Linked DNA regions of Homo sapiens: all the other regions are linked to region 3. The links are chromatin loops, found by intact Hi-C in ENCODE. Cell type or tissue: PC-9. All regions are shown on one strand.

Region 1 (8,000 bases), 270 kb after region 3:
ACTGTGTAATTTCAGCTTAAAGATGTGTTTGAGGCACTTAATACTACTGTGGTATGACACATGTACAAAATAAGTTTCTAACACAAGTCCTTGCCTGCATGACTCAAAATAATTTTTTTCATTGATTAGAAGCGTTCACCATTCTTAAGTTCATTTAATACATTCTTTTAAGACACACTTACCAGGACTGTTTCTAAGGGTATGAGTTATATGCTTGATTTACAACAGTTTTATTTCAGTAAATAGAAGTGTTCATCACTCAAACTCCATCTAGTAGACTTAAAACACATATCTTAAACACGTGTCTAACTTGGTAAGTTGTGCAAGTAATTCAGAATGTGTGAATTCAGGGAAGGGATATTAACTACTCTTAGCTATTGTAATACATTCTGTTAGGACACATGTATCAAAGATGTTTCTAAGAGTGCTGGTGTGCAGCTTATCTAGAAAAGTTTTATTTATTTATTGACTTATTTTTTTCTTTTTAGCATCAGGTTGGTGAAAATATTTTTTTATTTTAATTGACAGATAAATGCTTATTTTAATTGACATATATTTATTTATTTTTAATTGACAGGTAAAAATATTTATTTATGTTTTAATTTTTCAGTTTTTTTGAGATGGACTCTTGCTCTGTCGCCCAGGCTGGAGTGCAGTAGCGCGATCTCAGCTCACTGCAAGCTCCGCCTCCCGGGTTCACGCCATTCTCCTGCCTCAGCCTCCTGAGTGGCTGGGACTACAGGCGCCCGCCACCACAACCAGCTAATTTTTTTTGTATTTTTAGTAGAGACAGGGTTTCACTGTGTTCGCCAGGATGGTCTCGATCTCCTGACCTTGTGATCCGCCCGCCTCGGCCTCCCAAAGTGCTGGGATTACAGGTGTGAGCCACCATGCCCAGCCAAAAATATTTATTTTTAAATGACAATTTTTAATTGACAGATGACATTGTACATTTTTATTATGTACAATATTGTTTTGGAGTACACATATATTGTGAAATGGGTATATCTAGCTTATGATTATGATTATTATGAATTTTGAGAAAGAGTGTAGCTCTGTTGCCCAGGCTGGAGTGCAATGGCCTGATCTTGGCTCACTGCAACCTCCGCCTCCTGGATTCAAGCAATTCTTGTGCCTCAGCCTCCTGAGTAGCTGGGATTACAGACATGCACCACTATGCCCAGCTAATTTTGGTATTTTTAGTGGAGACGGGTTTCATCACGTTGGCCAGGCTGGTCTCAAACTCCTGACCTCAGGTGATTCGCCTGCCTCAGCCTCCCAAAGTGCTGGGATTACAGGCATGAGCCACTGTGCCCACCCAAATCCAGCTAATTAAATGCATCATCTAACACAGTTATTATTTTTGTGGTAAGAACACATAACACTAGCTCTCTTTACATTTTTTCAAGAATATAATATATTGGCTGGGCAGGGCAACTCATGCCTGTAATCCTTGCACTTTGGGAGGCCAAGGCAGCCAGTGAGGAATGACACATAGAGACATGCCAAGCCTCAGTCCTGTCCCAAGTTCTTGGTGCAGTCACTTGATGTCTACTCCTTTACCCTTTGGGGTAGCTGGAGTGTTGTTTTTTTTTTTCTTTCTTTCTTTTTTTTTTTTTGAATTTATCTTGCAACGGGCTTACAAAACCTCTCTGAATTTACCTGATGTCTCTTTCTGATTTTTTTTCTTTTTTTTTTTTGAGAAAAGGTCTCACTCTGTCACCCAGGCTGGAGTGCAATGGCACAATCTCCACCTCCTGGGTTCAAGCGATTCTCTTGCCTCAGCCTCCCGAGTAGCTGGTATTACAGGCACACACGACCATACCCAGCTAATTTTTTGGCATTTTTTTTTTTGGTAGAGATGGAGTTTCACCGTGTTGGCCAGGCTGGTCTCAAACTCCTGACTTCAGGTGATCTGCCTGCCTTGGCCTCCCACAGTGCTAAGATTACAGGCGGGAGCCACCACACCCTGCCCTCTTCCTGATTTAACAAGAGTTTTGCTCCTGTAATAGCAGGATCATCATATGGAGATGGTTTGGGACTTTGTTGTGTACATGCTGTTTCCTATTCTGTTACGGTTCCAGCATTCTGGGCTCAGCCTGATCCCTGGGCTCTTTTCTGCATCCACGCTCAACGTTGACCCCTTGCCTTCTTTTCAGCAGCATCTGACAGAAATAAAGGGCAAAGTGCCTGATGGCTGCCAGCCTGTCTCCTAAACAACCTCCACCCCGGTGCAGCCGGTTGCTCTCCTTCCCGTTACTTAGGCTCTCCATGCCTGCCTGCTTCCCAGGGCGTGCTGCGAGTTTTGCATGTTACAGTGTGCAAAGTGACAGTATCATCAAAACTACCCACAGGCTTCCTCAGGACAGGTCTAAGTTCTACCAAAGCACTCTCAAGGTGGCCTGACGGAAGGGCAACTGAAGTCACTGGCCACACTGCCCCAGCTGCACGTCCTCACGTGGTCGCTCCGCCAATTCTCACACAGTGAGTTCGCAGTCCGCTCGCTCTGTGCCATTTGGATGGAAGATGCCATTCGTCTCCCCCTGCTTCAGGGCAAGACATGGTATCACCCAGTCAGAGGGAACATTGTCCCCATCATACAAACAGACCTCCACACCCTTTGCTCTGTTCTCTCCAAAGAGCTTCCTCGCCTGAGCTACAGAAGAAACAGCCCATAGGCACCCTGCAAAAGCTGCCACTTTGCTCTTGCAGGAAAGATGGAAGCGTTTCAGAACGCTTTCAGCGCCTTTCAACTGTGTTGTACTCACTGACTACGGACTGAATTTGCATCTTTACTCTTTTACTTTTATGTTCTTATTTATATATCTCACCTTTCACCTTAGTTCAGAAAAGAATTGAGGTGAGGTGTATAAATTAACACATATAGTCATTAGGCGGCACAGTTTCCAAGAACTTATTTTCTAAGATAAAATAAAAATAGGAGTAAAAGTGGGATTAAAAAAAGGAGAGCAAGACAATAGAATTGAATGCTTAGGCCGGGCACAGTAGCTCATGCCTGTAATCCCAGCACTTTGGGAGACCGAGGCAGGTGGATCACCTTAGGTCAGGAGTTCAAGACCAGCCTGGTCAACATGGTGAAACCCCGTCTCTACTAAAAATACAAAAATTAGCCGGGTGTGGTAGTGGGTGCCTGTAGTCCCAGCTACTCGGGAGGCTGAGGCAGGAGAATGGCGTGAAAACAGGAGGTGGAGCTTGCAGTGAGCGGAGATTGCGCCACTGCACTCCAGCCTGGGCAACAAAGCGAGACTCCGTCTCAAAAAAAAAAAAAAAATTGAATGCTTAACAGGGGCTGTTTCTGTGAGTGGGCCACAAATGCTTGGTTCTCGTCTTCCAGAAAATATCTGTTTTTTTTTTTTTGTTTGGTGCAAAAAGGGAAGCAATCAGCTATAGGATTCCAGGAATTACAAAATGAAAACTGTGGCTGATTCTGACCCTGAGACCTGGGAGGATGCCTTCTCTGGGCCCTCGTGAGAGGATGCTGTGCAAACTCATGGATGCCTTCTGCCTCTGTGCATGTATTCATTACAGATTTATTGATTTACAGTCTTTTTTTCCTTATCTGAAAATAATAGAATGAGAATAATAAGGCAAGAGGGTTTTCTTTCCTCTGGGTTCTGCATAATCCTCTGTATCTTCTTTTAAACGCTTTGTTCTTCAGGTTGAGTATTCTTTTTACACTTCTGCTAATATTGTCCACATTCAAGTCTAGACAGCAAATGCATTGACTTTTGATCAGATTTTCAGAATTTATGCTGTATAAGCAAGACGTTCTTTTATTTTTAATAAATGTGGGTATTTTCTCATATATTATTTCAGGAAAATATGGTGTAAAGTGAACACAATGGAACCAAAGAGATAAAATATGCATCTAAGAATGTGAATATTCAATTTGGATCTGTGCGCATTCTAATCTTTAGTTAAGTGGATTCTTTAAGAATGTTGCCATTTCTGAAACATCAGTTCCATCCTCTCTCCCATTTCCTTTGGGTTAACTCACCCCAGGCATCATGAACTATATGGACAATTACCACCTGGAATGGGGCTATGCTGTTCACAGCAGGTTACAGAAAACAGATAATGAATAATTTAAGTAATTCATTATTTAAAGATTATTAGTACATATCATTTGGAATAATTTTCTTTTACTTTTCATTACTTAAGCTCATTATTTTTTAGCTTTCAGAGTTAAGCAGGTCCAGTACAATGTTTACTAAGGGTGAAAAATCACTTCAGTTCTCAATATGTTTACCTACTCAAATAAAAAGCATACTAATCTTTTTTAAAGTCATGTCTGATTAACAGCATCCTTATGAAGATCCACAGCCTGGGGGCAGCCATCAGCCACTGATGCACACAAGTCCACCAGAACTTCTTCACCCCCTCAGACTTTCCATCCTGGTGTTTTGGAAAAGATATTTTTGTTGAACAAGTGATTATTTCTGAGCAAAACACTTTTGAAAACATAACCATGATATTTTCCATGTTGAAGCTGCTTTTCCAGGATTTCTGTGGGTCAGCAGTGACACCCAGTGGCTAGAGACACTTGCAGGCTACAGAAATGTCTCCTGTATCCCATGGTAGTGAAGGAAATTGTAGGAAGAAGCATCTTTGGGGCCCAGGTGTTGGAAACTACTCCATGGGGAGGAAGGTGTAAATGCAGGATGGACAGAAATGGGTGGAGGCAGCATCCGGACGTTCTGACCTGATGCCACCACTCCATTGGCCTACACCAGGGTGATCCAGGAAACAAAAGATCTTTCTGGTACCACATGGTATCAGAGGGGAGAGAGGTACCAGTGCTACGACAGGGCCTATCGCAGTGACAACTACCCCAGCTGGATCCAGAGAGCGTGGGCCCATTGAATGATGCTTGTGAAGTAGAGGACAAATCAGACATGAGACAGATCACCGAGGCACCCTTTCCTTTTGCGGATGCAAGCAAGGCAAAGTCACTTTGCATGATGCACACGCAATTTCAGCCAACAATTTTGTAACTTGAACAGAAACGTGGGTCACTTACCTCTTAGGCCATTATTTTTGATGTCATCATTTTATAACATCAAAACACATGGTGATACATTTTGACAGACTGCATAGCAGTGTCTGGAAAGCAGTAAGAATATGCTTCTGGTCTCTATAGGATTTAAAACTAATATTAAATTTCTTAACATTGAGAATTAGTGCAGTTCCATATATTGAAACAAGTTGGAGATAAAATCAAGTGCCAGGGGCGACTTGTTCCTATACTGAAATGAGGTGGAGGCTGCGGATACGGGGCAAATCTAGGGATGTTCTGGAAGTTCTCAAATGCTAGTGCCTTGTTCAATGATAAGCTGTTCTTTCTGAAGGCAAACTGTACTCCTGACTCAGCATCAGCAACTTAAGGCTGATTTTTTCAATTGGTAGGACAAATTTGCCCCACCACCCTCTCCTTAATTCTCAAAAGATGCTTTGTTTTTTAATTTGTAAAAAGCAAGGCATTTACAGAGAGACCATTAAACTTGGACCTAGATAATATGGGTGTGAATGTGAATTCTACTGCCTATTAACTGTATAAGCTCAATCTACTTCCTTAAATATTCTGAAACTCTGCCAGGCGCGGTGGCTCACACCTGTAATCCCAGCACTTTGGGAGACTGAGGCAGGTGGATCACCTGAGGTCAGGAGTTCGAGACCAGCCTGCCCAACATGGAGAAACCCCATCTCTACTAAAAATACAAAAAAATTAGCCAGTCGTGGTGGCGGGCGCCTGTAATCCCAGCTAGTCAGGAGGCTGAGGCAGGAGAATCGCTTGAACCCAGGAGGCAGAGATTGCAGTGAGCCAAGATCACGCCACTGCACTCCGGCTTGGGCAACAAGAGTGAAACTCCATCTCAAAAACAGAAAAAAATTCTGAAACTCATTTCCTAATATATTTTAAAACAATATTGCTATTTATCTCAGAGAGTGATTATAAAACTAATGATATAAGCTAGTTCTAAGTGCCCATCATTTGATAAGAAATTATTTGTTTCCTCATATTTTATTATGAAACTGTTCAAACATGTAGAAAAGTATAAAGCATTTCCCAGTGAACTTTCATATATTCCCCATCTCAATTGTACAATTAAGGTTTCACTATACTTTATTAATTACCCCCCCATCTATCATTCCTCCACCGCTTCATCAACCCATCCGATTATTTTTGATGCATTTCAAAGATACAAACACCAATTTATTTCCACATGTCATTAACTTGACTTCAGTGTTTGTTTATGGTTTTTTTTTTTTTTTTAATTTGGGGGATAATGTTCACATACAATGAAGTGCACAAATCTTAAGTAAGCCATTAAATAAGTGGATTTCAATAAATGCTCACACCCTGCTACCCAAGCCTGGTTATGATAAAGACATTACTGTCACCCCAAGAAAACTCTCTCAGGATCCCTTCAGATAAATTCCTGACCCTCACCCAAGATGCAACTACTGCTCTGATTCTTTTTATTGTACATTTGTTTTGTTCCTATCTAAAGCTGATCCAAAGGGAGCCAGAAACTACATGACTGGAGACCTCACCTCAAGGAAATTCTCATATATTAACCAACAAGTCAATCCCCAAATAGGCGCCGTCTTCATTGTTGGTGGCATCTTGGTTTCTAGGAAGAATTGTATCTGTAAGCTGACAAATGTATTTGCATGCGCAATCCAAGCTCCCCTCAAGACGCAGAATGTTACCACTAACTCCAGAATTATTTTTGCATCGACAAAGAAATGTTCTACCAGCAGGTGGCAGTAGTAACCCATCGCATCGCTGGGAGCCCTTTACTGGGATCCACCAGCTTTACGATTACATAATAGATGGTCCCCAGTTTAGGACGGTTGGACTTAAGATTTTTTTACTTCAGGATGGTACAAAAACATAAACATTCTGTACGCCTCTTAACTTAGAATGGGGTTCAGGTAAACCCATCGTAAGTTGAAAATATTGTAAGTCCAAAAATATACTTTCAATTTGCAATATTTTCAGTGAAAATGAATTTATCTAGACGTAACCCCAGGGTAAGTCGACAAGCATCTGTATTAATTTTGGATTCCATATTCACAAAAGCACACTTTTTTTTAACAAAGATTCAAACAACCAAGAGTGCTGATTTTTAGGGATATAATTTCTCAACAGGTAAATGAGTTGGATACTAGAGAAATGCACCAAGGAGGCTGATTGATGCATGAGAGCTTCCAGGTGTGTTTGGTCAGCTGCAGCTGGGGGAGCAGAACACACTGTGGGTGACACACATCTGAGGGCTAACAACAGCTGCCAATTACAGAATCAACTCCTGAATACTGGCAATATTTAGCATGGCTGAAAGACAAGACCTTCCCTGAAACTTCACAAAGTAACCGTGAGATGGTGGTTCACTCACTACCTGTCCATCCTGTCTCTCTGATTTGAGTGCACACAGGATGCCAAGAGGGCGCAACACTTGCATGTAGACTGGGGAGGCAACAGTGACAGGATCTACATAGAAACATTGAGGAATCATTCAGAGCAGCCAGGGAGAAGCTGGGGGATGGGGGCGGTTCTAAGGGCCAACTCACTACATATATATATATATATATTTGAGATGGAGTCTCGCTCTGTCACCAGGATGGAGTGCAGTGGTGCAATCTCGACTCACTGCCACCTCCGCCTCCCAGGTTCAAGCAATTCTCCTGCCTCAGCCTCCCAAGTAGCTGGGACTACAGGTGCACGCCACCATGCTCAGCTAATTTTTGTATTTTTAGTAGAGATGGGATTTCACCATGTTGGCCAGGATGGTCTCAATCTCTTGACCTCGTGATCACTCATATTTTTTAATAAAGTGTGTAACGTCCTGGGAGCCGAGAAACGGTCATGTCAGTAACCCCCGGCATAACTGCAGAGGAGAGAACTAGAAGAACAAGAACAAAAACTGCAGGAGGCAAAGAGCTAGAAGCACCGCTTGAAAAGGCTTCCAGGGCTG
Region 2 (8,000 bases), 550 kb before region 3:
GATGACCCTTACACTGAAAACCGGCTTACACAGGAGTGGTCTATGATCTATGATGTATTAACATGGACATTTCCTCTTCCATTATGAATTTGTAAAGTTTTGATTTCCATAATTCTTTTTTTAATCAGTGAAAACATAAAATAAGGTTCTGGGAGAGAGATACAGGAAGCCAATCTGTGGAACTTTTGGTTTGGGCCCCAGCATCCTATAAAAATGGCACTAGGATGTATCCTTAATGTCTCTGGAATCTGTGGATTACTGGGTGCAAAATGCTACCTGCCAAGTGGATGGGACAACAGGACTACATTCAGAATTGGATCTGCAGCACCTCCAGGAAAGTTTTGAGCTATGCTTCCTTCAGTTCCTCCATCTCCTTAATTGACTTCACCTTGAGTCTCTGGACCAGCTCAAAGGCCACTACAGTTCAACGAAGGCTGGGAGTTTTTGTAAAGAAATCCCTAGACCATTGTATCCATTGGCTCCAGTTGACTAAACGAACATCTCCTATGGAGACCCCTGGACTTTAGCCAAGCTCACCTGGGCCAGCTAACTTACAACTCACAAGGACTCTGTAGACTTAATTCCAGACATGTGGGATATGGTATATGTGCACAGAAACACTGTGGGAAATCCAAAGTGACTACAGTAAACAGCCCTATGAAATCACTCTGGCAACTGGCATGAAATTGCTGTCAAGGGCATTACTCTATATGCAGTACCACGTGATAAATTTCCTTTAGAACTTACAGTCAGGAGGTACTGTCTCTGCTGAGGAGCTTCAGTCAACTGTATAATTCATCATGTTTACTTCATGGCCCTGGCTTTTTGGGAACCTGAGAGTTGGTTCAGTCGTGAAAATAATTAACACCTCATGTACTATTTCCTTTCTCCCTGGTCCTGATTTTTCGAATCCTATTCTTCTAATCTAGTGGTCTCAACCAGGGGCAATTCCCCATCCTCTGGCTTCAGGGCACATTTGGCAACATTTAGAGACATTTTTGGTTGTCTCAACTGGCCGGGCGTGCGACTGGCATCTAGCAGGCAGAGACCAGGTATGCCACACATCTAAGTGGCCTGCAATGCTTGGATGTCCCCCAGACCCCCGACAAAGAATTATTCTACCCAAAATGTCAGTAGTACTGAGTCCGGAAAACCTAGCTCTACCCTGTTTAATATTAGGCCCTCTGTTAAAAGCTCCTGAGATCTTGTTTAGAAAGATGCTTAACTACATTTGATAAATAAAATATTGTGACAGAACAGCGGAAAAGTTACGAGCATTTTCCTGCCAGAATAGACATCAAGTCCAGAGGCCAATTTTCCACGAAGAGATGTGCACTCAACACAAACCGCAAGATGTCACATACCTTGAGGAGTCTGAACGCTGTCATCCAGCACGTCCTGGTTTGCTCGTCCTCTGCACAGAGCAACCTCAGCTCTTTAGTTTCATTCCTGACTTTGTTTGGCTACAGGAGGTAAAAGAAAGTCCTGTTAGTGTTACACAGGGAGTCAGAAACAGCTTCTGTCAAGGCAGGGCTGCATCTGACACAAACCAGAGACAACCAGCTGGAGATCCCCCTAGCAAGGAGCACAGCAGATACACACACACCTGTGTGTTAAGCGTTCATTCATCCACCTTCCTGACAAGACTTTATTAAGTGCCTACCATGGACTGGCCCCAGGTTGTGTACCACTTAGCTGAATAATAAGCCATCCTTTGGGAACTTCAGAGGAGACAGAAAAACAAACTAGCACAGGACAACGTAATGTGGTAAGCACAATAGGACAAAGAGGAAGAGGCATCTAACTCTGTCGACGGACTGGATTCTATGGGAGGAGAACCTGCCTTCTGACTTACAGGAGGAGAGATCTTAAAGTTGCCCCCAGGCCACTGAGAGGAGGGGCTGCTGCAGGGCTTAGCCAAGAGGGGCAACCCCTGAGGAGCTCAGGGATTCTGATGTCTGAGCAGCCCCAAGATCAGACCCCAAGTAGAAGGTCCAGAGAGGGAGACTGATGTTGGCTCTGGAGAATGAGACAGAAGGGGAAGTAGGCACCATGGGGAGAAGACAGGTGCCCCTCCAGAGGCAGGGCCCTTTGGTGAGGGAGGAGAATTGTTGCAGGCATAAACTGACCTGCATCTCCAGAAGAACCCCCGACCTCAGACTCAAGAAACAATGCTGGACACACCCCAGCTCTCCCTCCCAAGAATCTGGAGGGGTTGAGGGACAGGTGTGACTACCCTGCGCTCGGCTGGTGCTATGAGAGAAGCAGAGACTGCGTTTGCAGAGACAGGCAAGCATGGCTGGTGTGGGCTGGTGGGAAGGGAGAGTGCCAGCTGCTGCTCATACCTCCAGCCCCGCCTGAGGCTGCCTTGGGCCTCTAGCTGGTGTGAATTAGACGCCTATTACTTATAACCGAAAGAGTATTCCCTGAGCAAGGTATGAGGTGATATTTTGGAAAGAAATTTTCCCCTAAGGAGGGGCTCCCCGTATTGTGTGTTCTCGGGATGTGGCTTGGGCTATGGCTCATAAGTCAGCCTACAGGGCAAACTCCAAGCACAACTATTCACTGGCTACTGGATGTGGGCAATGTGGCCAACTTCCTATCCCACAAGGGGCTGTGAAGATTAAGATAATGGATGTAAAACTGTCAGTGGAACATATCATGCACAGTAAGCATTCAGTAAATATCATCTACCATTATGATTATTAATACCACCACAACCTCATCAGGGGAAAAGGAGTGGGCTCTGCCTATAGGTGTGTGCACATGTGTATGTGTGTCTATGTACATGTGTGTATAATGTATGTGTATGCACAAAGGTGTATGTCTATACCTGTGTGTATGCACAAAGGTGTATGTCTATACATGTATGTATGCACGTGTGGGTATGTGCATGTAGATGTGTGTGCACACGTGTGTGTGCATGCCAGCACACACATGCATGCAGAGGGTGGGCAGCATTGTGTCTATTCCTGTCTGACCATCCCCACAGCCAGAGGCCCACACAGAAGCCATCAGCTCACTCAGTACCATGCAGGCAACCCAGGTGACAGGCTGGGGGTCCCCTCCCTTGCCCCACCTCCCCTTCCAGCTACTAGTACTGGGCTACAGCCACAGCCCACCCTTTGATGCCAAAAGCCACCCTCCCTAAAACACTGAGCCCACTAGCCACATTATCCATCCCTGTCTGCTTGTCCTTGAGCTTCTGAGCTACTCAAGGACTGATAGCAGCAAGTGTACAATAAATGTTTTTACAGGAATGGATAAATCCAGTGTGAAACTATGTTTCTGTTGAAGACAATAGAAGCAACAATCAAGTGCTGGGCAAGAGAAGAAGTCAGTCTCCTGTGGGCTGCTGAGCATGCGCGCCGTCTGTGGACAGCTCGTGGGTACCTTTATGCAGAGCCCGTGGTCTGTAGGGGCGTTGTACTGCTTCCTGCCAGCGATCAGGGAGAAGATGTTGCTGTCCTCCAGGTCGGCCAGCAGCTGCAGGTGTCTGGGTTCCTGTGACAACACTGGCCAGGTTAAAGTCTCAAGCACAGCAAAGAGCAAATGTGTTCACCTCTGGTAGACAGAGGGCAGTCTCTGCACACTTACAAGCACTTTCCCCGATGACACTATACATATTACATATGATTATTACGCGAGGTGTAATAAGTGCTAAACTAAAACCAAATTCACCCAGTCTCACCCAAAACACCCACTTCCCCAGTTCTCAGACACACAAGGCTGTTGGAACGTATTTGATACTTCTGGCAAATCAAAGCCCCATGACCGGATATTCAAGATAAAAAGCAGGAGAAAATCTATAACCCAAAGGTCAGAGTTAAGAGCACAGGGCCTGTCTGCCTTTGGTTTGTTGTGAGTCCAGAGTCCAACCGTACTTTGGGTTTTCCCACTGGTAGCTTGCTTGTCCCACCCTTCTCCTCCTCAACTCTCCAGCCCAGCTCTGTTTCCTGCTCTACGAAATACCCTCCCAACTTCAGCACACACGAGGACAGTGAGCGGGCCACACAGCAGAGCTGGGAGGTCAGGAAGCTACCATGCCCTGTGTCAGTTCAAAGCCCCTCTCTGCAGACGCCCCTTCTCTCTGGCCCAGGTGTCGGCAGCTGCTGACTTCCCAGAGCCGGCCCCAACACCTTCCCAGAGCCGGTTCCCAGATGCTCAACACCTGTGCTGGGGTCCCGCCAGCTCCCTTTCACCTCTGCTGGCCAGAGCAAAAGAGACCACAGCCCTCAGATGGTAAGTGCTCAGCCAGGTATTGGGTGGACAAGGCTCCTGCCACAGGGTATATGTGGACAGCACAAGAAGAGAGCAGACAAGAGTGTACATGGGAGCAAAGGAGCCTCCGGCCTAAGCTCTCTTTTGAGGGCCTGCAGCTGTTTTCCATCTCCCACCTTCTTCTCACTGGGGATACATGCAAGCCTGCAGTTTATTTCATGAAATATCTATGATACATAAAGTTACACTGGCATTAGGGTGGCAATAGTCTATCAAACATCTTTACAGCTAGCTTAAATCCCAACTTATGAGAACTAGGCCAGTCTCTGAAGTGATGGGGCAGCCAGGGGTGTCTGCTCCCAACCCGCAGTGGGGGTGGGGCTAGGCAGGTGGGGTTCTTAGGCCTGTATTATTTATTACCTAGTTTCTGAGCGAGACCAGGAAACCTGTGACTCCAAGTTCAGCTGCTGCACAATTAGCTTATTAAGAAGTTGTCCTGAGCTTGGAGGAGTCTAAGGTGCATTTAAAAATGAAGCCCAGGTTCACTCTGAGGACCTGGGGGGAGTGACTGTGGCAGAATTAGGGCTGGTGGTGGTAGCTTTTAAAGCTCACCTTTGAAGTTCCCTTGGTGGAGCAATAAAGGCCAGATCTCCGCAAACACACATACAGCTTTTTCCATGATTTCTTTCCCAGCTCTTTCACATGCAAAAACCCTTGAATTTCAGGACAACTACTGGAGTTCAGAAAATTCTGTTGAAGAACAAATTTTTAAAATCACATAATGCTAATCTAAAATAATTAAAGCAGACATGTTATCAGCATAGCTGACATTTTCTGAATTATTAAAAGACTCCTTTTTGGATCAAAATGAGAGTGTTCTCCTTTCCAAAGTCTTAAAATCCCATCTCAATTCGTGTTGCATAGAACATAATTCGTATTTAAACATATGCAAGCAAATGGACCTTTCCAACACTGGTGATAACACGAGTCATGAATTTCCCTATAAGATAGTGCACTGAAGGATCCAGTCTGATATCAGACTGAGGGCAAGAGCAAGTGCCATGACCAAGTGATTGGGACTCTGGAGACTGACAGTGAGTATGTAGTGGCCACTTTTACCCAGGCACCCCTCCAGTCAAGGGTCACATAAAAGGTGTCATGTGTCCGCAAGTGATGCACCCAGGTGCAGGACATCCTGGTGATGTCCCCCTGTTCCAGCTAACTCTTCCCACAGGCAGCCTTAAGAATAAAGGCTTTATCAAAACAAAACAAAACAAGAAACTACGCTTTTCATCAAAGGGAAGACAGGCCAAGGGCCAGGTCATGGAGCGAAGTTGGGGAGGTGATGCTGGCAGGTCCTGCTACTAGACTGGGAGGGGACAAAGCTCTTTTCCCCCAGGTGGGAAAGGCACGTCGGACAGAGCCCTGGTGCACCTGGGTCAGTCCTTCTTGAGTCTCAAGAGATCACTGCACATCTTCACAAAGCGCATGGATCCTCTCAAAGTCAAGGCAATTAAAACAGAATCTGCTATTTCACTGTTCACTGTGTATAGGTGGTAACTTAGTGCTGACACCTCTCGCCAGAACAGACACATGCTATGGTCAGAAGGGCTTCTGAAGACACCACCAGAACAGAGCTCTGAAACTCTTATCTTTTAGATGCTGAAACAAATTTGGTGATAACAACGTAGAAAAAGGGCTTATGAGGAGAATTCTGTAGGAACTACATTTTAGTAGTTTCTCTTACATGTAATGTCACCTGGATCTTGTTGGTGGCCTTAGGAAATGGTTTATTCTCTCACTTTTAACATGTACACAGGCACATTTTTAGGGTGTAGCTGTAACATTCCCATTCCCCACTCCCAGCTTCCCCGGAGGAGTGTGTGTGAGAGCTGGGCACAGAGGCCCTGGTGGCTCCCTCCACTGGAAGAGGAGGTGGGGAGAGACCAGGTTTTCTTAGAACAGACTTTATGAATCAGGACAATTAAAGCAGGTTTCTTTATTTGTAATATATGGCAAGTTACTTTTAAAAGTCTGTTGTGGTAACCCGATCATCTTTTACTATAGACTCTGTGCTTCTGCAGAGATTTCCAAGCAGCTAGGCGGTGGCCTGACCTGGGACCCCTGCTCAGAAAGGAGCTGGGGAGGGAGCCCTGAGACTGGGGTTTCTCCATGCACCCCCTGGCCCACACTCAGCAGTGGCATCACTGGACTCTTCTAAGTCAGAGCAAGGGCATCGTGTAAGTGCCTGTTTGGCTTAGAAGGAACCCAGCTACACACAGATTTTCCAAGGAAACTTTTAATTTCTGGTTACTCTAAACCCTCCCCCCAACCACCCCTCCGGCTTAAGAGCCAAGGTTATAAATGGTGAAAGATGCGATCTCTTTAGGTTTTTTACAATGCTGCCATTCAGTTCCAAGAGGATTTCTATTCAGAAAGTCTATTTCAGCAGAGATCTATTGTGGCCCAGTACCTGCAAAAGCTGGGTTTGACTGCCATTTGACTGCTGGCACCAAGTAACCATCTGTTCTGGGAAGAAATTCTAAGAAAATGGGAAAAAACAAATACGTAAAAGGTTAGCTTCAAAGTGAGGGAAGGTATGTCATATAGATATGTCAATTTTAAAACTATTCCTACCAGTATAATTACATACACCTGTATTTAAAATGGCGGTCCTTTTTATTCTCCTATCACACAGAAGAAACACCTCCTTCAAAAGGTTGTATTTTGTTTCCTGAAATGCTGGGTACTAGTGTGGAATACCAACTATGTTTACTAAGGGATTCATGTCTCACAGCATGCTCCATGGCAAAGAGCGATGCCAGCGTCCCAGCCCAGTGGCACAAGTGCACAGCGTGAGATAAAGAATTCCTGAAACTAAAAGGTAAGCCCAGTCACGAGAAAAGCCTGTTCTGCTGCATTCCCCAAAAACAGTCTTCAAATTTCTTACTTTGGAATAAAAAAGCAGCTACATTATCAGAGTCAGAAATGGCCCTGGGTCTTCTCCCCAGTTGATGCAGCTCTGACCCATGACTCAGGATGACAGCGAGTGCCCCAGGAGCTAGGAGGTGCCCTCCCTATCCTGGCCTCTCACAGGACAAGTGCCTCTCCCAAAGAAAGAAAAGAGAGATCAAGGTGACCAGCTCAAGACACCAACCAATCGCACTGATTTCTCTAGTCATTCTTCCACGTATGATCACAAAATATATTTGCTATTTGCAGAGAATAATGAGTTTTTCTTCTGCTAAGTGTTTGATCAGTTCAACTGAGAACTTTCAAAATAACAGAAAACACCCAGCCTCTCCCAGCTCCTGTCTTAGAGACTAACCCCCTTTACACTGTGTCTATGTGAAGAAGGAGACCTCTACCTTCAGCCAGTCCCACGCACATTTAGTGAAGCATGAGACTGGGTTTCAAGCAAGGACTGCTTCATTAAACTACAACTCTGATTCTCAAACCCATATGCTACACCATGCCTCTCAGTCACTTTCTAATCTGATACTATGAAACCCAAGTATAAACTTCAAGATTTCAAGAGTCCCAAACCCCAAACCTGAAGAGGTAAGACTCACCATGGGATTTTTAAAGAACTCGTATTTTGCGTAATTCTTCCTGAATAGAAATTTACTCTCACTGGCCATGGTACTCTCCACCTGGACCACCAGCTCATGGTCTTCCAAGCACCTCTCTGCAGGGGCAAAGCATCACGTGTGAGACGCAACAGGTGGGAAATTCATGGTAGCTTTACAACCAAATGGAAGATTTGTTCAACTTTCTAT
Region 3 (8,000 bases):
ACTGCTGAAGAATGGGAACTTTCATTTCTTAACCCTTCTCCTTCCTCTCCCCCTTAAACTGTTCTGTACTTAAAATAGAAACACAGGTGCCCCTAAGCTGGATTCCCCTCTCAGAGAGGGAGCCACACAGCTGCATCCGCAGCTTAGCTGAGGCTTTGCCTTCTCTGTACAGACCTTCCTTCGCCCTTCTCACAAGGAGAACCGAGCCCTCTGACTCTACCTCCTCGCCAGGGCCTCAGGCTTGATTCTCCTATTGCCTCATCTGCCCCAATACCTCAAATCAGAGTTTTAACAAGGCCAGGGCTAGCCAGACACGGTGGCTCACGCCTGTAATCCTAGCGCTTTGAAAGGCCGAGGCAGGCGGATCACTTAAGGTCAGGAGTTCAAAACCAGCCTGGCCAACATGGTGAAACCCCATCTCTACTAAAAATACAAAAAAATTAGCCAGGCGTGGTGGTGTGGGCCTGTAATCCCAGCTACCTGGGAGGCTGAGGCAGGAGAACTGCTTAAACCCAGGAGGCAGAGGTTGCAGTGAGTCAAGATCATGCCACTGCACTCCAGCCTGGGCAACACAGCAAGACTCCGCCTCAAAAAAAATAAACAAGGCCCCTGGCAATGCCAGAGAATTTGGAGTTTCAGTAGCACCGGCAAGGGGTTCCTTGGTGTCTTCTGAGGGCAGGGGGTTGGCCTGGCTCCTCTGTGTGTCTCCAGTGCCCCCTGGTCTGCTGATGGGACAGACTCAAAGTGTGCCCAGGGCAAGTGGTTGGAGAGGCGAGTGTCTATGTGGGGAGGGATTTTAGTGGAGGCACTCTGCTCTCTTCTCCCTTTTCTTTTCTCCTTCTTTCTTTCCTTATTTTTTCCCCCTCAATATTCATTGTTCTTATTCTCTAAGTCAAAATTCAGACTTTGGAAAATAAATAATCACTTCAGGAAGTCTATTTATTGTACTATATGGTGACTATAACTACTAAGAATGTATTATATACTTGAAAATTACTAAAACGGTAGACTTTAAATGTTACCACAAAAATATAAGTATGTGAGGTCATGGATATGGTAATTAGCTTGATTTAGCTGTTGCACAATGCACTGATATATAATTTTTATTTGTCAATTGAAATAAACAAAATACAGACAATCATCACACACATTGTTAAAACATACAAAATATGCTCTGTGTTGTTAATGGACAGACAGCCTTTCACTATACTTCTTAAAATATAAAACTTTTAAAAGGGTTGCTGCCCCTGGGGAAGGAAGAAGAGAGCCAGTTGTTGTGTTAGAGAGGCAGTGTCATCTGTGTCTGCTGTGTTTCTTAGTCGTTAACAAAAAGACAATGCAGCAAATGTAGCTAAACACACATTAACATTTGTTAATGGTGGATGATTGATATGGGACTGTTTATTTATTATTCTTTTTATTTTACTATTTCTATGTATTTTCTATTTGTTTATTTTATTTATTTTACTCTGTAATCTACTATGAATTGGTACCATGCAAAATTTCAAAAAGGAGAAGAGACCCTCAAGGTGCAGTTTATGTTGAAAGAATGGAGAAGAATGGACCCAAACCTACCGGATGGCGGAAGGGCAGGGTCGGGGAGGAGCCTCCTCACTCACACGCGTCCACAGCCTGTAACCATCGCTCAACAGGAAGAAAAGGGAAGGACTATAGGTCCGCCTGGGACATATTTAAGATGCAGAAATCAAGAAAATGTGACAACCCTGGAAGAGGAAGCAAAGGTGGTGCTAGCTGAGGAGACAACAAGGGAGCAGTGGGGATTTAAGAAGATCCCAGTCTCCAGGGTAGAGGACGCATCCCTAGGGGCCCAGACCCTGGGGCAGGTGCCACTAGGAACAGAGCACGGTGGGAGGCTGGGAAAGTGTCCGCCCCTGCCCTTTTCCAGGGAGGAGCTGGAAAAGAATGCAGGCAAAAGTCGGGGAGGAAACACTCATTCCTAATGAAATGAAATCTGTAACATCAAATAAAAACAGGAGATGAGCGCGATGCTGGGACAAGCACACTGGCCTGAGCCAGGGGTGTCCATAGGGCGGGGGACAGGGAAAGCGAGGCACGGGGTGGGAGACAGGGAAGGCGTGGGGGACAGGGAAGGCACAGCGCCGGGGACAGGGAAGGCACAGCGCGGGGGTGCAGGGGCTGTGTGGGCAGGGAGGCGAGCTGAGAAACAGCAGCCCCAAGGGCCGACCCTGGGACTGCCAGTGTGTGGGACACCCTGTCTATAGTCCACTTCCTTTTTTTAAGAACCTGGATCAAGACACACGAAGAGCTGGCCAGGAGCTTGGAGGAGGGCAGCGGGGGCGGCGTTGCAGGCTCTCTGCAGCCCCCGGCCGCGCGCACCTGGCGGCCGCGCGCGCTGCGCTCTGGATGCCGCGTGAAACCGCAGGGCGCAAAGCAGGGAGGTGGGGAGGAGGCTTTGGAGACCACAGGTGCTGGGAAGTGGAGCCGCCAGGAGGCCTGGGCCAGGTGACAAGGCCAGGCTGTGTGAAGTGGTGAGATCCTAGATGTATCTTGAAGGCGACAGACGCTATGAGGGTTGCAGGTGGAGTGGGAGAGCAAAGGGGGCAAAGAGGACCCCAGGGTTCTGGCCCGAGGCACTGTGATGGCGGAGATGTCATCTCCTAGACAGGAAAGGATACCGAGGGACAGAGAGCTCTGCTTCTCACCTTCTCTGGTCTCTGAAGCAACTTAAATCCATGTGCAGGCAAGTGAGATTCTTGTTTTATACTTGTCTGACAAAGAGCAGGGGAAGGCCAGAAAGGAAACATAGACAGTGGAAATAATAGTCATGTTTTAGGGGAACATACGGAAAACCAGTATTTGAAAGGGACGTTTTCTACCTCAGTATCCTTACAAACATCACATTTTCAGCCAAGTGGTGAAAAATCTACATTTATTTTTTTCCCTCCGAGAACTGGTACTGGCATTAGGCCCTGTTTATCAACTCTTCAGGATCTATGTGTATACTACTCCCATTGTAAGAATCGAACACTCTGGGAAAAAAATTCATCAAAGCTTTAAAACCAAAACCCTCCTCTGATGGGTTCCAGGTTTGCATTAGAGATCATATGATAAGAATATTTTTAAAACTATTTTTTTGTTGTTGTTTTGAGACAGTTTCACTATTGTTGCCCAGGCTGGAGTGCAATGGCACGATCTCAGCTCACTACAACCTCCGCCTCCCGAGTTCAAGTGATTCTCCTGCCTCAGCCTCCTGAGTAGCTGGGACTACAGACACCTGCCACCACGTCCAGCTAATTTTGTATTTTTAGTACAGATGGGGTTTTGCCATATTGGTCAGGCTGGTCTCAAACTCCTGACCTCAGGTGATCCACCCACCTCGGCCTCCCAAAGTGCTGGGATTACAGGCATGAGCCACCATGTCTGGCCTATTTTTAATGGTCAAATAGGTATGGAAAGAACCTTAGAATGATTTTTCTAGATTACACATTAAGGTCTATTTACTTTCCAATAGTTGATAGGAGTTTTATATACACAAGGCTCTGAATCAGAAATGGAGAGTTGAGTGGCCATAATAACATATTGTTATTTGTTGTTGATGACACAGTCATCAAGGGAAACAATGCAGTAATGCCATAAAGTTGTCATATCCTTTGATTCACGAATACATTTGCAGGTGTCTTTCATAAAGAAAACCTCCCAAATGAAAAAAGGCTTTTGGGATAAAGTGACTTTCACATTACTTATACCAGAATAAAAGAAGCAATGAGCAACAGGGCCGAGCCAACCTTCATCGAGTGCTAGCTGTGAGCTCCTTCCTGTGCTTGGCACTCATTTAATCCTCATAAGAATGCTGGGTGCTGGTGATTATGAGCTCACGGTACACACGGGAAGACAAGGCTCTAAGAGGTCACAAACTGTATGTGAATAATTCAGAATCCAAATTCAAGCAAACAAAAACAAAAGCCACGCTTTTCCCTTTACACAGAAGATCATACAACCTTTAAAAGAACTATGCAGATACTGAGAAAGGCTCAGGAGAACAAGGAACAAGAAACTCTGTTAGACTTGTAGGCACTGGACATGATTCTCCTACTCTACTCTTAAAACCTGCCATATGCAATTTATTTTGTTTTGAATATAAAGCTTTTTTTTTTTTGAGATGGAGTCTCACTCTGTCGCCCAGGCTGGAGTGCAGTGGCGCAATCGAGGCTCACTGCAACCTCTGCCTTATAAAGCATTTTCTAAAGGTACAAGCTAAATTTTAAAAATATCTCTACACAACTGATGTATAACAAAAATTAGTTCTACCTCATAAACACGTGGCTCAGCCCTCGGAACACATTTTCCTGTTCTCAACTGATGAACACTCCAAAAACAGAACAGATTTGAGCTTTTCCAGGCCCAGAAAAGCTCGCGAGGGGATTTGCTGTGTGTGTGACAACACTGCCACCCTGTGGCAGCACAGCTCCACACATGCTTTGGGCCGCATTTGCAAGTTCTCTGTAATCCCCCTGGAGACCCGGATCAGCTGGGTGGAAATGCAGGCTCTCTGTAAGCATAGGACTCAGGGCAGCTGAAATTATGGAGTTTCCTTTAAAATGTAGCTTTTAATAACTTTTTCTGAAAATTTTATTTTACTGGTGGGCTTCCCTGTAAATGCCTGCCTCCAATACTGCAGAGGCTTCCATCAGAAACAACGCCACTCAACACGAATTCTGGAAACTTTTTTAGGGCTTTTGCTATGGAAATCACTTCAAATGTAAGCTCCGTCCATCTGTGAAACACTATAATGACACTATTTCTGTCACTGCCTGAACAGGGCAAATGGACAAAATGTCTCCAGACAGGTTTATTTTGTTGTTTGCTTGTTTTATAAGGCAGTGATTTTTAACTCTTTTACCAGAAGAACTTTAACTTTATGGTATCAAGAAATGCAGAGATATCTGATGAAGCATGTAGTAATACCTTTAGATTGGTCAAATTTATAGAATTTGGATTTTTTAAAAAACCAAGAAACCAAGAAGCAGGGCCCATAAAAGGCCAGTTACTTTCAAAAGTTCATTCTTCAGAGAAAGGCCTGCTAATGACTGGTCTGTTGTCCTGGTGAATAACAGAACCAGGATTAGAACCCACGTCACTTTACTCCTACATCAGAACATTTGCACTTTATCAGACTGATATAATAATTTCTTTTCCATTTTTGTGTGCTGAATTGCAAATTAACTCAGGTACCTTGTCTCATCCGTTAGCACAGTTTATCACTGCTGTTTGTGTGACTTAGGAAACAGAGACCCGAGAGCTAACTCACACCTTATCATTAACCGGCATCCACAACTGACTATGTGACCTCCCCGTGTCTTGGAGTCCAGATGTGTGGGATGACGTTAACTGCAGTGTAATCTGTTCCATGCTTTCACAGCTACACAGGCTGAGTTTGAGGAAAATCAATACTGACCATGTCCCCACTAAGCCAGAGTCCCCCGCAGGTGTCCAGTGCAGCCCAGTTTACAGCCTGAGGCACACTTTCTTTCACAGATACAGAAAGGAGTGTTTTCTGGAAAATGTAAAATTCCAGGAAAACTACTTAAAGTTAGTTGAAAGATGAGAATATTTGCTATGATTCAAGCGCCCTTTGATTAAGACAGTGAAGATATATCTTGGAACAGAGTAAACTTCAGTTTCTAAGAAATTCACTAACTTTTCCAGAGAAGATCAAATTTCTTTGACCATCTACATTAGGATTTTTTTAATGCAAATCTATTCTCATAGAGTCTTCAAGTTACAGACATAATAAACCACTTACATTTTCTCAAGAAAAAATAATACATAATAGTATCTGCAAACTTTCTGGAGGGCTCCGGTCAGGTTTACTCACCATTTCAGAACATTTCCTATGAGTGTCAGATGAGCTATATAATTTCTAATCGCTACAATGAACCTACAAAGTGGGCAGTTTAGCAGATGAGGAAAGTGAAGATAGGTTCTGCATGCTGGGCCAGAATTGAAAGCTCGGCTTTAACACCCCAATGATGTAGGCTTGCCCTCGGCCTCCGCCAGGCTAAGCCTCTGTGCTCATCAGAGATTCACTATGACTTGAAGCTGAAGCTGTTACCCTGTTTGCACAAAGACATAGAAACAGCCAGCAGGGGGAGCACCAATAAAGCCAATACTCACTGCAATGTTTCCTGTAAAGCAAGAAGTGCTAAGCTAAGCGCTAAGCTAAGGAAGGAAGGAATTCACAAGGAGATGGATCAGTGTTACATTTTATCACCGGATATACACAAAAGGAGTGCCTCTCACAGCCCAGACAGTGAACTAAGGGAAGGAAGAGCTGCAAAATCCCTTAAAATAGAGGACATTCAAAGCAGCAAAAGGATGATGTGACTCATGCCTCCGTTTGATCCCCTCTTCTGGTAAGATTAAGCAAGCACTGGCATCAAAATGTGCAGACTAGGATCAATGGCGTGGAAAAAATATGTAAAAACAACGGCAGAGTGCTCTTCAGAAATATTACGTCACTAACATCCTTAATTGAAGAGAGCATCATAGCCAACATAAGTAGATATCAATAAATCTGATCAACCAATTCACCTCTGGCATTTGGATATTTTCTGTGTCTATATAAGGAAGATCAAATAAGCCCACACAACTAAGCACAGTGCCTAGAACAGACAGGACTGAAGCAGCAGGCATGGTCATCACTGGGAGCCATTATTATTTTAAGTGCTGTACTGCCCTAGGGCTTGAAACCCAGTATATTCTTATTTATGAGTTAATATTAATCTATCACATTGAAGCCTTATTACTTTGATTCATAGGAAAAGTCACCCTTGATTTTTAAAAGTGGAAAAAATATATCCCAGAAAACACCTCATATCAATAATATAACAAACTTCTTCCTTCTTTCACAGATTCATAGTATTCAATCATGTAGCTATACCACATCTTCATGTACCATAGCTTCATCTACCAATCCCCTCCTGATGGGCATGAACATTGCTTTCATCTCCTGTTGTTACAAATAATGCCACAATAAACAGCCTTACACATGAATCATTTTAGATTTTTGCCAGTGAGTCTTCAGGGTAGATTTCTAAAACTAGGATTTCTGTGTCAAAAACTAAATGTATGTGTAATTTGGCTAGATACTGCCAAATTCACCACCATAAAGCTAGCACTTTGCATTTTGCTCAGCAATGCATTTAAGGGCCCCACAGTTTAATGAAAAAGGTGTAGTAACAAACTTTTGGGCTTTTGCCAATCCCATAGGTGATGAACAGTGTTCACTGTAGTTCATTTACATTTCTCATTATGAGTAAGAGTTTTATCTCTTTCCTTTATTTATTTTCATTTTCTCTTTTTTGTCATTCAAGAGGGTTTTTTGTTTGTTTTCCCTAAAATCAAATTTATTAATATTTTCTCTGAGGTCAAATTTATCAATGTATTGAAAAGGATAATATCAGAGAACATCTTAAACCTAGAGAAAGTTACCGATATCCAAAGAAGGTAATAGAATACCAAGTAGATTTAACCCAAATACTACTGCAAGGCAGTTACTAATGAAACTCCCAAAAGTCAAGGATAAAGAAAGGATCCTAAAAGCAGGAAGAGAAAAGGAATAATATACAATGAAGCTACAATATGTCTGGCAGCAGACTTTTCAAGGGAAAACCTTACAGGCCAGGAGAGAGTGACATAACATATTTAAAGTTCTGAATGAAAAAATACTTTTACCCTAGAATAGTATATTCGGCGAAAATATCCTTCGGACATAAAGGAGAAATAAAGACTTCCCTCAAACAAAAGCTGGGGAATTTCTCAAATCTGACCTACAAGAAATGCTAAAGGGAATACTTTAATCAGAAAAAAACAGACATTAATGAGCAATAAGTAATTACTTGAAGGTACAAAACTCACGGGTAATAGTAAGAACACAGAAAAACACAGAATATGATAACACTGTAACTATGGTGTATAAACTACTCTTATCCTAAGTAGAAAGACTAAACAATGAATCA

What was found. Hi-C counts contacts between places; a loop is a spot of excess contacts. Peaks named below come from ENCODE experiments on the same cell type or tissue, not always from the same donor. Only the 100,000 strongest peaks of a DNase experiment are listed, where the experiment ranks them.
Region 1: a loop joins it to region 3, with 18 times the contacts of the local background. A loop is called at or near these places in 11 of 110 quality-filtered maps.
Region 2: a loop joins it to region 3, with 3 times the contacts of the local background. A loop is called at or near these places in 15 of 110 quality-filtered maps.

The regions. Positions count from the first base shown.
Region 1 is chr7:51,423,871-51,431,870 of GRCh38, forward strand. No RefSeq gene overlaps it. Among named protein-coding and RNA genes, the nearest start is that of COBL, 110 kb to the left of the region's middle. In PC-9, CTCF peaks have their summits at 4,532 (motif pointing left), 4,735, 6,790 (motif pointing right) and 6,990; DNase peaks (open chromatin) are centred at 4,531 and 6,801; H3K27me3 peaks cover 2,557 bases.
Region 2 is chr7:50,611,377-50,619,376 of GRCh38, forward strand. GRB10 (growth factor receptor bound protein 10) reads right to left here. Exons shown (of 19, transcript NM_001350814.2): 9 at 7,794-7,909; 10 at 6,695-6,763; 11 at 4,834-4,971; 12 at 3,394-3,504; 13 at 1,365-1,463. Among named protein-coding and RNA genes, the nearest start is that of DDC, 50 kb to the left of the region's middle. In PC-9, a CTCF peak has its summit at 3,604; a DNase peak (open chromatin) is centred at 7,135.
Region 3 is chr7:51,156,784-51,164,783 of GRCh38, forward strand. All of the region lies in intron 5 of COBL (cordon-bleu WH2 repeat protein), which reads right to left. Among named protein-coding and RNA genes, the nearest start is that of COBL, 160 kb to the right of the region's middle. RefSeq lists an enhancer at 4,249-4,543. In PC-9, CTCF peaks have their summits at 4,425 (motif pointing left), 4,628, 6,126 (motif pointing right) and 6,335; DNase peaks (open chromatin) are centred at 4,438 and 6,148.